Linked DNA regions of Homo sapiens: region 2 is linked to region 1. Evidence: chromatin loops called from intact Hi-C (ENCODE). Cell type or tissue: ovary. All regions are shown on one strand. Links, peaks and the distances in the headings refer to the core of each region. The heading gives the core; the rest is flanking DNA. Region 1 has its middle 6.5 kb from the start of MGP. Region 2 overlaps ARHGDIB (Rho GDP dissociation inhibitor beta).

Region 1 (5,385 bases), core at 302-5,301:
TTTTTCTTTTTTGCTGTTCCATGAAATTCAGCTTTATTTACTGAATTTTGATTTTATAATTTTTTTTAAACTGGCAGCACTAAAGTCCTTACCCTTGCCATTAAAGGAAAAACGCAAATGAAAGAAGAGTTAGGAAGAAGCAGCCCTGAAGACAAAAACAGAAATCACTCTCTAGGACATCAAAGAACAATGAACTAGGAGACAGAAGCCCAGCCAATGTCGTGGGACAGTGCCATGCTCTTAGTTCTTTTCTTTTAAGGGAAGCCCCTTGAGAGGATTCTGTGTGTCAGATTCTTTAACTGACATAACTTCCTAGGCACAGATAGAATCCTTCTTTCCTTTCCTTAATTTGTCTTAGTTGAACTAAGTAAGAATAAATGTTTGTCAAACTCAGGCATGGGAGGAGCATCTGGGGACTCATGGGCTGAAACTTCCAGGGAAAGTTGGAGGTGCCTGATTATTAAACAAAATAAAGGTGGAGAAGTCTGAGAGGTGGAGAGCTTTTGGCTGGGAATGGCTGGGATTTTTCTTTTCCTCCCCTATCGATTATTTCCTCCACCCTTCTTAAGAAAAGCTTCAATTTTTAAATAAGATAGCAAATATCAAATAAAAATTATACATCTATCCAAGCGCTATTATCATATGTCAAATGCTTGCTATATATTAGATGCTCTGATAGTCACTCTTTATTTTTTATTTACTTCTCTTAATAATCCTATAAGCTAAGTATAATGACCCACATCTCATATATAAGAAAATGGAAGCTCAAAGAGGTAAAATAGTTTATCCAAGATCACACAACAACTAAATGGCAAAGACAGGATTAAAACGCAGGACTGTTTGATGTCAAATCGTGTGTTTTTAATAATGATACAACCATGTGAGATCCCTCCAGGTTCTGACACCTGCTTAAATAATTTTGTGATTGCGTCTTACAGGGTTCCTTGAATTTCAAATTTCATAGCTAGAGACAAAATTACACAAAATTAAGATATACACATTTAAAATGATAATTGTCTCAAAATCCTTTAAAATAGTGCAATACAAATTAAAGGTCTACATACACTTAAGCCCAGTGAGTTAAATGACTTATAAAAATGGAGAGAGGGATAGTTTTAATATTGGATCCTAAGTCCCCTGTTTCTCTCTCCAGTACACTGCACACTAAACATCTGCCCAAACAAGCTCCAACTCAAATATGGTACTTTCCAAAACCTTTCAGCTTCCTTCAGGAATCACCAAGTCTCATCCAGTCTGTGAACGCCGATGTTTGCTGTCATCTGACACTTGCTCTGGTTTGGTGTATCTGACATATTAAGAATGTCGTCTCCCAGTGCACAAGGCCAATTTCTATAGTTACTTAGACCACCGCCCCCGTCCCCACCCCCAGAAAACTGGAAATCTCAGCTTAATTTATAGAATGCTCTGTCAACTCAAAGCAAAATAGAGAGCAGGTTCTATGTCTCCTGTCTTGACTAAAGATGAAGATGTCTTGACTAAAGGCTGGCTATTTACTCATTAGACTCTGGCTGCCTTTTCTGGATGAGGTGCAATCAAGACAAAGTCCGAGGAATTTCTCCTGCAGTACCATGGTCTCAGCTGGAAAAGAAGGCACCCTTTTATATCTATTCTGCTGTCATCCCACACTTTGGGATATCCTCGTAATCTCCTTTCATTATTCCAAATCACCAAAGTAAAAACACTCCTTTTTATATTCAAGACATTTACAACCCCAAGAAATGGAGCCAAGTAACTTGCAAGAATTGCAGGGGTTATTGGTGACTGGCAGAAACAGGATCCTAAAGGTAGGATTGGTGAGGAGAGGGGATACAAGAACAATGACATGATGTCTCTAGGAGTGAGATGGAAGCAGAGTGGGATTATATTTACCACTTGTGAAGACATGAAGGGAGTAGGGAGAAAGATAGCTTAATTCACCAAATCACAGTACCCAAGAACTTGATAGCACTGGTATGAGTTAAAAGAAGTAGTTTTAGGGAAGATAGAAGTAAAGCTTTAAACAACAGAGAATAATTTTTAAAAGTTAAGTAAACATAACATTCGTTACCAAATGAAGTTAAAACTAGTCGATGATAACTTTTAAAGTTGACATGAGAAATGAAAATATGCTGTCTTTGCAATCCTTCAGTCAGAGGTATGCATCTGAATGGACCCCATGTCTAACCTAAGGGTGCTTCCTTGAAATGGAAATTTAAATCTTTTTTAGGGTGATTTTAAGTTTAGGTAATAAATTAACTAGAAGAATATCTGGTAGTTGCATGAGTCAAATCTACCATGTTCCTTCCATATTCCAGCCCGTACCCATTTCATCTGTTCTGTCGCTCTCTCAAAACAATAACAACAACAAAAAAGCAGATGGTGGAGGGGAGTGAGCATTCCCGAGCTGCACTTCATCTAGATATTCTCTCCATACTTTTGGTAGCTACTCTAACAAACAATCGTTACAAAACCTTGATAGGACTCTAAAGACAGGCTCTGTAGAAGCTGGCCAAAGGATGTAGTTTTTAGGATAAGAAAGCCTGGATTTGACTTCTAGCTCTGCTGCTTTTCCTTTTCTTTTTTTTTTTTTAAATTTTGAGATCGAGTCTTGCTCTGTCGCCAAGGCTGGAGTGCAGTGGCACAATCTCAGCTCCTTGCAACCTCTACCTCCCAGGTTCAAGTGATTCTCCTGCTTCAGCCTGCTGAGTAGCTGGGACTACAGGCTCATGCCACCATGCCCAGCTAATTTTTTTTTATTTTTAGTAGAGACGGGGTTTCACCACGTTGGCCAGGCTGGTCTCAAACTCCTGGCCTCAAGTGATCTGCCTGCCTCGGCCTCCCAAAATGCTGGGATTACAGATGTGAGCCACTGTGCATGGCCTCTACTGCTTACTCTGTGTGTGGCATTTGATACGCTGTTTAAGCTCCTGAGCCTCAGTGACACAGGTAGGGATTATAAGTGTCTGCAACATACTAGATGCTCACTAAGTGTTAGAGGACTCTAACTCAGAGGACCATTAGATGAATTAAATAAGGCAATACCTGCCGAGCTCCTAGCTTAATGGCCTACATACTTTTAATGCTGTGGAGTACATGCACACACAATATTATTTCAAAAAATAGGTTCAACTCCACTGGTCTAGTGTTACTTCCACTTCTTCCCAATAACGAGGGAATAGATTGTTGAAAACCAAAGCAGAGGAGAGAATGCAAAACATGGAAGGGATTGACTCAGCAAGGCCTTGTCCAGTGGGAACTGTGGAACTGGCTGATGCTCAGTGTAGTTCTGACACTGCCACCCAATGGCTGCGTTACTGTTGAGCAAGCCATTTGCCTTTTTAAACAGAAGAGCTGGAATAGACCTGTACAATTTTGTGCTTCTAAATTATTTCATCCTTGAAATGAATAAACACGATAGAGAAATTATATAATTCAGTGTTTGAAGGAACACTTTGTTCTTAATGCAATTTTGCAAGAGTTTCTAGGGCTGATTGGTGTTTGGATGTCCATCCCTCAGCCAACAAACCACTAGCAAGATGCCTTTTAAAAGCTTCATTCAAATAACTGCCTGCCAATAGGCCATGTCTGCTGTTGTTTCCCAGTTGTAGTCAAATAACTTGATTCATTCGAGTTGGATGCTGATACACTTTGAAATCCTTAGGAGAAGAAAGTCAATCTTTTCAGCCAGGATTTGGTCAGTGAGAGAAAGCCCTCCTCCTCGTGGAAGGGATCAGCAACTGAGCAACTCCTCTTTGTCCCATCGCCTAGTCATTACAAACCATGGAAATGGGATGAAATTCAGAAAAGGAAGTTTAGACAGGACGCAGAGGAAAAATGTCCAGGTTAACATGAGAGAGAGAACATCACAGGGAATGCCTTTGCTGATCAATCTAAGAAGAGAACAGGCTGTCAAATAAGTGATTGTTTCCACATCTGATTTCTCCCTGATGGAAAAAAATGCAGTGAAATGTTGGCTGGGCTGACTGTGGAAATCTATTTCAACCCCGCCTGCTGGTGTTTGTTTAAGCGGTCCTGTAACCAGAGTTTGTCTGAATCTCAGGGGCCTTGCTCTGACTCCAATTCTTCTAATTTATCACTCTCTGTGTTTCCTGTTTTCTCATAATCCCATGCTAATTTTTTTCATGCCTTTTATGGAATTTTGAAAGAGACTTTTATTTTGTTGAGAGGATAAAAGGGGTTTTCACTGGGGTTCTTTGTCTTTTGGTAAACCATAAACCAGTGGGAAAAAGAATAGAATCAAAAGGAAGAGACAATAAGCTGAAGGGAACAAGATGTAATTTTTGGTCTTACTCTGTTTTGGGATAGCAATAGGAGGGCAGGGGAATGGATATGGGCTGGGGTGAGGGACTAGGAAGGATGAGAGTCTGATACGAACGCTCGTTTGTCTTGCTCCTCTACCAGACAGCAAGTTCTTTGAGCTTAGCCTCTGGCTCTTAGTCATCTTTTATTAATACACACAACAGCTTCTCATTGCTTACAGAATTAAGCTGACATCCTTCTCAAATTCACATGCATCCTAAATTCTCTGGTGCCATAATGAGAGAGTGGAAAAGAACATGTGAATCCCACTCCATTTGTCACTGAATGATCCCTACTGTCTCTCAAATCCTCATTTTCGTCATCTAATAAAATATGGGCAATAATGGAAAGTAGCTTATAGAGTTGTAGTGAGGATTAAATGAGATAATTCATGTGAGGGCCTGGCTGGCCCAGTGGTGGCATATAGTAAATATTCCATGAAAGTAGCTATTATTATTATTATCACAGTGTCTAACTAATTACGTGACCCTCAATAAGTCATTTTTTCACTGTAACGTGAGTGATAATTCTTTTGTAAATTGTTGTAAAGATTTAATGAGGAAATCTTTGCAAAATACCCAGCAGGTGTCTGTGATGTAGTAGGTGCTTATTAATTGTTACTTCCCAGTTGTCTTTCCCATTCATTTCTTTCACTGTTTCCCTTCATGTAACCAATTCTAAAGCCAAACTGAGCAACTTGTTCCTGACGCACCCTTCAGTGTTTGCTATCACACATTTGCTCATTTTATAGTATCCTCTTTTTCTGCCTCTCTGTCTCTGTCTATACCAACTTTCCGTTGGGTATCTTTTAAGGCTTAGCTCAAATACCACCTGTTACATGATGTCTTACTTAAGCTTCTCAACCAGGTGTAATTTCTCCTCCCTTCAAAAACTCCCTTAGCACTGTTTTTTGGTTTGTTTGTTTGTTTGTTTGTTTGTTTTGAGACGGAGTTTTGCTCTGTCTCCCAGGCTGGAGTGCAATGGCGCAATCTTGGCTCATTGCAATCTCCACCTCCCAGGTTCAAGTGATTCTCTTGCCTCAGCCTCCTGAGTAGCTGGAATTAC
Region 2 (5,385 bases), core at 76-5,075, 63 kb after region 1:
CTAACAGTATGACCATTGGCATGTCCATTTATCTAACATATAGGTCTTGATCTTCTCATCAGTAAATCTGAGGCTTATGTTCTACATTTTCTCGATTCATTGCAAACAGATATAACAATTGTTTCATAAAAAGAGACACAAATTTACCTAGACATTAAAGAGTGGAGGATACTGTGGGATTTCTGTACAAAATTTTGTTGCAGTCAAAAGGGGGAAATTCAGGGCCACATTAAAATCATTTGGTTTAATTATAGCATAAGAAAAAGAGATATGAGACCAGGTGATCCCAAACTAGCTCATTCTAGAAAGCTGATTAGAAAGAGTAATAATACAACAAATAAAGGACTGGAAGAGCAGTTCTCAGAGAAAGCCTTTTAAAGTAAAATTAGGGTCATGATTATTTGGTGAGCACCCACTGTTTACAAGACACTGTACTTCAGCCATACTGATGTTTAAATTACTCTTCAGAGTAGAGAAGAGGCTGGAAGTTGGGCAATCTAACTATACCAAAAGGGCCCACCTGGTTTGGTTGATTTCTTATTTTTTTTGGAGATTACAGGTCTCTTTTTTAAAAATCTGATAAACATTATGGTAATTATCTCAAGGAAAAAAAAAACAGATAAACCCATGACATTGTGCATATGATCCAGGGGTTTGTGGACCCCTGAAGTCCTTTATAGACTTATTTGGGTTCAAGATCTCCAGATTAGGAACATAACCTCAAAACTATGGAAGCATGAAGCAGAGAGTGGAGTGTTACAGAGGAAGGTTGCTTTTTTGCTTTTGCTTGCTCTCTCTCTCTCTCTCTCTCTTTCTCTTTCTCTCTCTTTCTCTCTTTCTCCCTTTCTTTCTTTGTCTCTCTCTCTCCCTTCTTTCTTTCTCTCTCTCTCTCCCTTCTTTCCTTCCTTCCTTCCTTCCTTTCTTCTTTCCTTCCTTCCTTCCTTCCTTTCTTCTTTCCTTCTTTTTTTGAGGCATAGTTTTACTCTGTCACCCAGGCTGGAGTACAGTGGCTCTATCTTGGCTCACTACAACCTCTGCCTCCTGGACTCAAGCAATTGTCTTGCCTCAGCCTTCTGAGTAGCTGGGACTACGGGCACATGCCACCTGCCTGGCTAATTTTTTGTAGTTATGGTTGAGATAGGGTTTCCCCATTTTGCCCAGGCTGGTCTTGAACACCTGAGCTCAAGAGATCCACCCGCCTTGGCCTCCCAAAGTGCTGGGATTACAGGTGCCTGGGCAGAAGCTTGCTTTTTCCTGGAGCTCCACCAGATCATTGACACAACTTAGTCTCAAGCTGAGAGTCATGTCCACCTGCTCAAAGTGTTGAATATATTGAAGCAGAAGATATCAGGTGACACCTGTGTCTGAGGGCGCATGACCACAAAGCCTGGCAGAGAAGCCCAGGTGCACATGGGTGCAGGAAGTAGACCCTTAGGAGAATTCCGTGGTCATTCCGTTTGATTTTGGATAATGCTCTCTTCATTGAACTAGGCCTTGTTATGCATGCCTGGGTTTGGGTTCTGGCTTTCCTACTAACTAGCTTTTCCCCTGTTAACTGAATGTTGCAACCACTGCGGATCTGAGTTTCCTCATCTTGGGGGATGAGGGATTAGAGCACATCATCTTTAGATGATTACTTTTCTAAGGCCTCCGCATATTTCTCCTGACCTGCAGTCATGGGTCAGCTAAGTTACCATTCAGTTACCTTATTTCACCTGTGAATATGAGAGAATATCTGTCTGTGTTTTGTTATTTAAAATGTATGTGAATCCCCATGCTAAGTGAGTAGACATTAGCTGCTCTTGGCACAGAAACAAAAAAAGGGTAACTACGTGAGATGATGGATATGTTGATTTGCTTCACTAACATTTTTACTATCGATGTGTGTCCCTAAACATTATGTTGTATACCTTAAATATATGCAATAAAATTCATCTTTAAAAGGAAATTTAAAAATTAAAAAATAAAATGTATGTGAATCCCCAACAGATGCTGCATATTTTATTTTATTTTATTTTACTTATTTTTCTCCCAGACATAAAATTATTTTTCTTTCACTGAACAGGTCTTTGCATAATAAAGGGTACCATAATAGTAATAGCAAATTGTTACTGAACACTTGTGAGCCAAAAACTCAGTTAGTACGGGATAAGTGCTTGGCATGCATTATTTCATTCAGTCATCGCAATGTTGTGAGGTAGGCACAATTACATTTTACAAGTGCAAAAACTAAGACATAGAAGAAAATATTAAATATTTCAATTACACAAGCATTTAAAATTCCTTTCCTAATATCACCCTATAGACAGTGAAAAGAGTAATGGTCTGGATTCTAAAAATGAGACATTCGCAATGCATGTATTAACAAGAGATTGATATCGGGAATACATAAATACCTCCTATGAATCAATTTCTTAAAAAGTATTTATTGTATATATTTAAGATGTAAAATATGTCTGGGATACATAGATAGTGAAAAGGTTACTATAGTCAAGCAAATTAACATATCCATCATCTCACCCACTTTTTTTTGTGTGTGGCAAGAGCACCTAAAATCTACTCTTCAGCAAAACTCAAGTACAATACAATATTATTAAGCATTGTACTGCATTTTTAACGTTATTTCTGGGTAACCTCAGTTTCTCCCGAAGCCCCAGCCATAAATGGCATATACAGTTTGACAATGATTTCTCAAATTATCTGTGTGCATATTTAACCACAAACAACAATTTTCTCTTTTTATCCTCCTATTTTATGGATGTGTGTTGAAATGAGAATAGGAATTTTATGAAAATTCTACAGACTGTTTTCCAATCCCATCATCTAAAGGACAACTGATTTTCCTATTGATAATATTGATATTATTAATACAAATTATAATAGTTATCACATGTAGTGCTAAGTGCTTTCTAGAGGATTATCTCATTTAGTTCTTACAGTAACTTTGTTGGCATCATCATTCTCTTTTCCAGACCAGGAAACTAAAGTTCACGTTAAGTAACTTGCCTAAGAAGACATACCACGTGGTAGGCAGAATTAATGTCTGCGCCCAGGTTGTCTGACTTTTAGGCACTATGCTTTATTGCTTCAGTCATCTTTAAGAAGTTATAATAAAATTAGAGTTTGTTAGTCATCTTGGGAATCTACCTGGAGGTGCACAAGCAGAGGTAAATGCTTCTTTGCAAGCTCTGCAGAGACAGCTTTAACAAAGCAGGGAAGTGTCAGATAACGATGTTTCAGCGCAACTCGGTTCCTGCGTTACCTCCTGCAAGTTGCTTAACCTCACTGGGCCCCAGTTTCATCCTCTGCAAAAAGAAGCCGTGGCATGAGAGGATCTCTGAGGCCCCTTCTTAATTTAATGACTCAAATGCTCCCTAATTTAAAGAAGCTTGTGAAATGAGAAAAGAAAAGAGGAAGTAAAAGGGAGATTGGGGAGGACTCAGCCCATCAGCATAGAATCTTCTGGATGGGCTTTCCTCACCTTCCTCAGCTGCTCATCCCCTATTCTACAAAGGGCAGAGCTGAGTTTTGCTTATTTTTGACTTTGGTCCTTTGCACAGGAAAAATGAAATGGAGAATGAACAGTTATATGTTTAACCAGGTTAATGTGGACCCCATTTATTAGGCCCCAAAGCACATATCATTTTTTCACACAGGCTTGCTACTCTAGTTTTCTGTATTTTCTGCTTCACAGATGCGCATACAGATTAACTTTCACATTGGAGGCCTCACATCCTCATGTTTGCTACTCAGCAAAGCACTGGCAAGCATTAGATGTGCTGAGATGGGGACTTAATCTTCTCAGGCTCAATTAAAATGTCGAATTAAATTAGGATGGTTACTCACAGCATGCATATGACATAGCACACATCAATGTTTTTGCTTGCAAATTCAGTGAAATTTCCAAGACTTTGAAAGTGAATTACACTTAAAAATTTACACCCATGTCAGGATAGAGCATCATCTGTTTCATTAATGCAGCTCTAAATGAACTGAGGACAAGAAAAGGTAGAACTCCTGAGTTTAGATTAAACAAATTACCTGGGTAATTCAGAGAAAGGTGACTTTCATGTCTCATAGAACATAGATTGAGTCAGATGGACCAGGGATTCAAAACCAGGCTCTGCATTATGACAGGACTCAATCAAGTTGCTAATTTCACTGAGCCTCAGTTTTATCACCACTAAAATGGGGATATTCTTTTTTACGGGGTTGAAAGATTGGAGAAAACACATGAAAAATTATAGGACTATACTGGTCAAGAATAGATGTTCCGTGAATATTTGTTCCCTTCCTCTTCTTCCTTCCCTGCCCCAGTGTGGTCTGCTTTGTTGCAAAGCTTCACTGAAGCTAGGTAACTGTTTCCACACCAAATACTTTCCCCTGGATGGGAGCTATGTCCCCACTCCTTCCTCCTTAAAAATAGATTTTTGTCTTTGAGGAGTATTAAAGAGATAAGAAGTTCTGGGGAATTGAAAGGATTGTTTAAAAACTGAATCAACCTTAAAATGAGACTATATTATATTTCTTTTAAAAACTTTCATGTAAACAATTTAATTTTAGGTTTTATTTATTGCTCCCTGTCTTCATTGAAGCCAGAGGTCACTCTGCGAATGATGAGAAATGTCAGTGAACACAGGCACAGCTAATGAAGAGAATTCCCTCTGGCTCTGGAGCAAAATACCACAGAGACTTAACTCACGGCCCAAAGCTGGATCTGCAAAATTGTGCTGGATTATGCATCTAGACACACAGGCCATGGATATTAATGTATTAGGTAGAAGAGATAGCGATGAGAGAGAGAGAAGGAAGAGGGGAAAGAGGGAGAGAGAAAGAGGAGAGAGAGAGGAGGGAGAAGGGAGAAAGAGAGAGAGGGAAGAGAGAGAGAAAAGTGGAAATACCAGAAGTAGGGGATTTCTATCAGAGAAGTTCCTATGTGAGCATCAGCATTCTCTGTAACTCCTGCTACCTCCACTTTCCCTGCTGACTAGGATATGTCTGACTTCCCCCAAATCGGGCTGTGGGTCTAGTGCAGGTCTGGAGAGTCAGGCCATCTCTAAAACACTGTTGACATTTCAGAGCTAGTCAAGGATTTGAATGTGCTGTGCTGCTTGCCTGGCAATTTGGTGTATTACGGGATTGCAAATTTGTCTCTCAGGACACCAGAAGCCTTCTTGGTTCGGGATTCCACCCTCTCCCCACCGCCCCTGTCCCTGGTGACATGGAGGAATCCATACTCCCCACTTTGCGGTGCTGCTTTCTACCACCTCAGCCCCATGAAGGACTACGAAAACTTCAAAACTGGATGAGAAAAACCAAAGACAAGATTATTTTGTAAGAGACAATAAATATTGTAATCAATCCAGAGAAGGGCACAAATTACTA

What was found. Hi-C counts contacts between places; a loop is a spot of excess contacts. Peaks named below come from ENCODE experiments on the same cell type or tissue, not always from the same donor. Only the 100,000 strongest peaks of a DNase experiment are listed, where the experiment ranks them.
Region 2: it touches region 1 in a loop (2.0-fold over the local background); 32 of 110 quality-filtered maps call a loop at or near these places.

The regions. Positions count from the first base shown.
Region 1 is chr12:14,889,621-14,895,005 of GRCh38, forward strand. No RefSeq gene overlaps it. Among named protein-coding and RNA genes, the nearest start is that of MGP, 6.5 kb to the left of the region's middle. In ovary, for the core only: CTCF peaks have their summits at 3,297 (motif pointing left), 3,574 and 3,828; a DNase peak (open chromatin) is centred at 3,281; H3K27ac peaks cover 2,542 bases.
Region 2 is chr12:14,953,029-14,958,413 of GRCh38, forward strand. The region is part of intron 1 of ARHGDIB (Rho GDP dissociation inhibitor beta); the gene reads right to left. Among named protein-coding and RNA genes, the nearest start is that of ARHGDIB, 5.9 kb to the right of the region's middle. RefSeq lists an enhancer at 3,138-3,307. In ovary, for the core only: no CTCF peak of the experiment used is centred there; no DNase peak of the experiment used is centred there.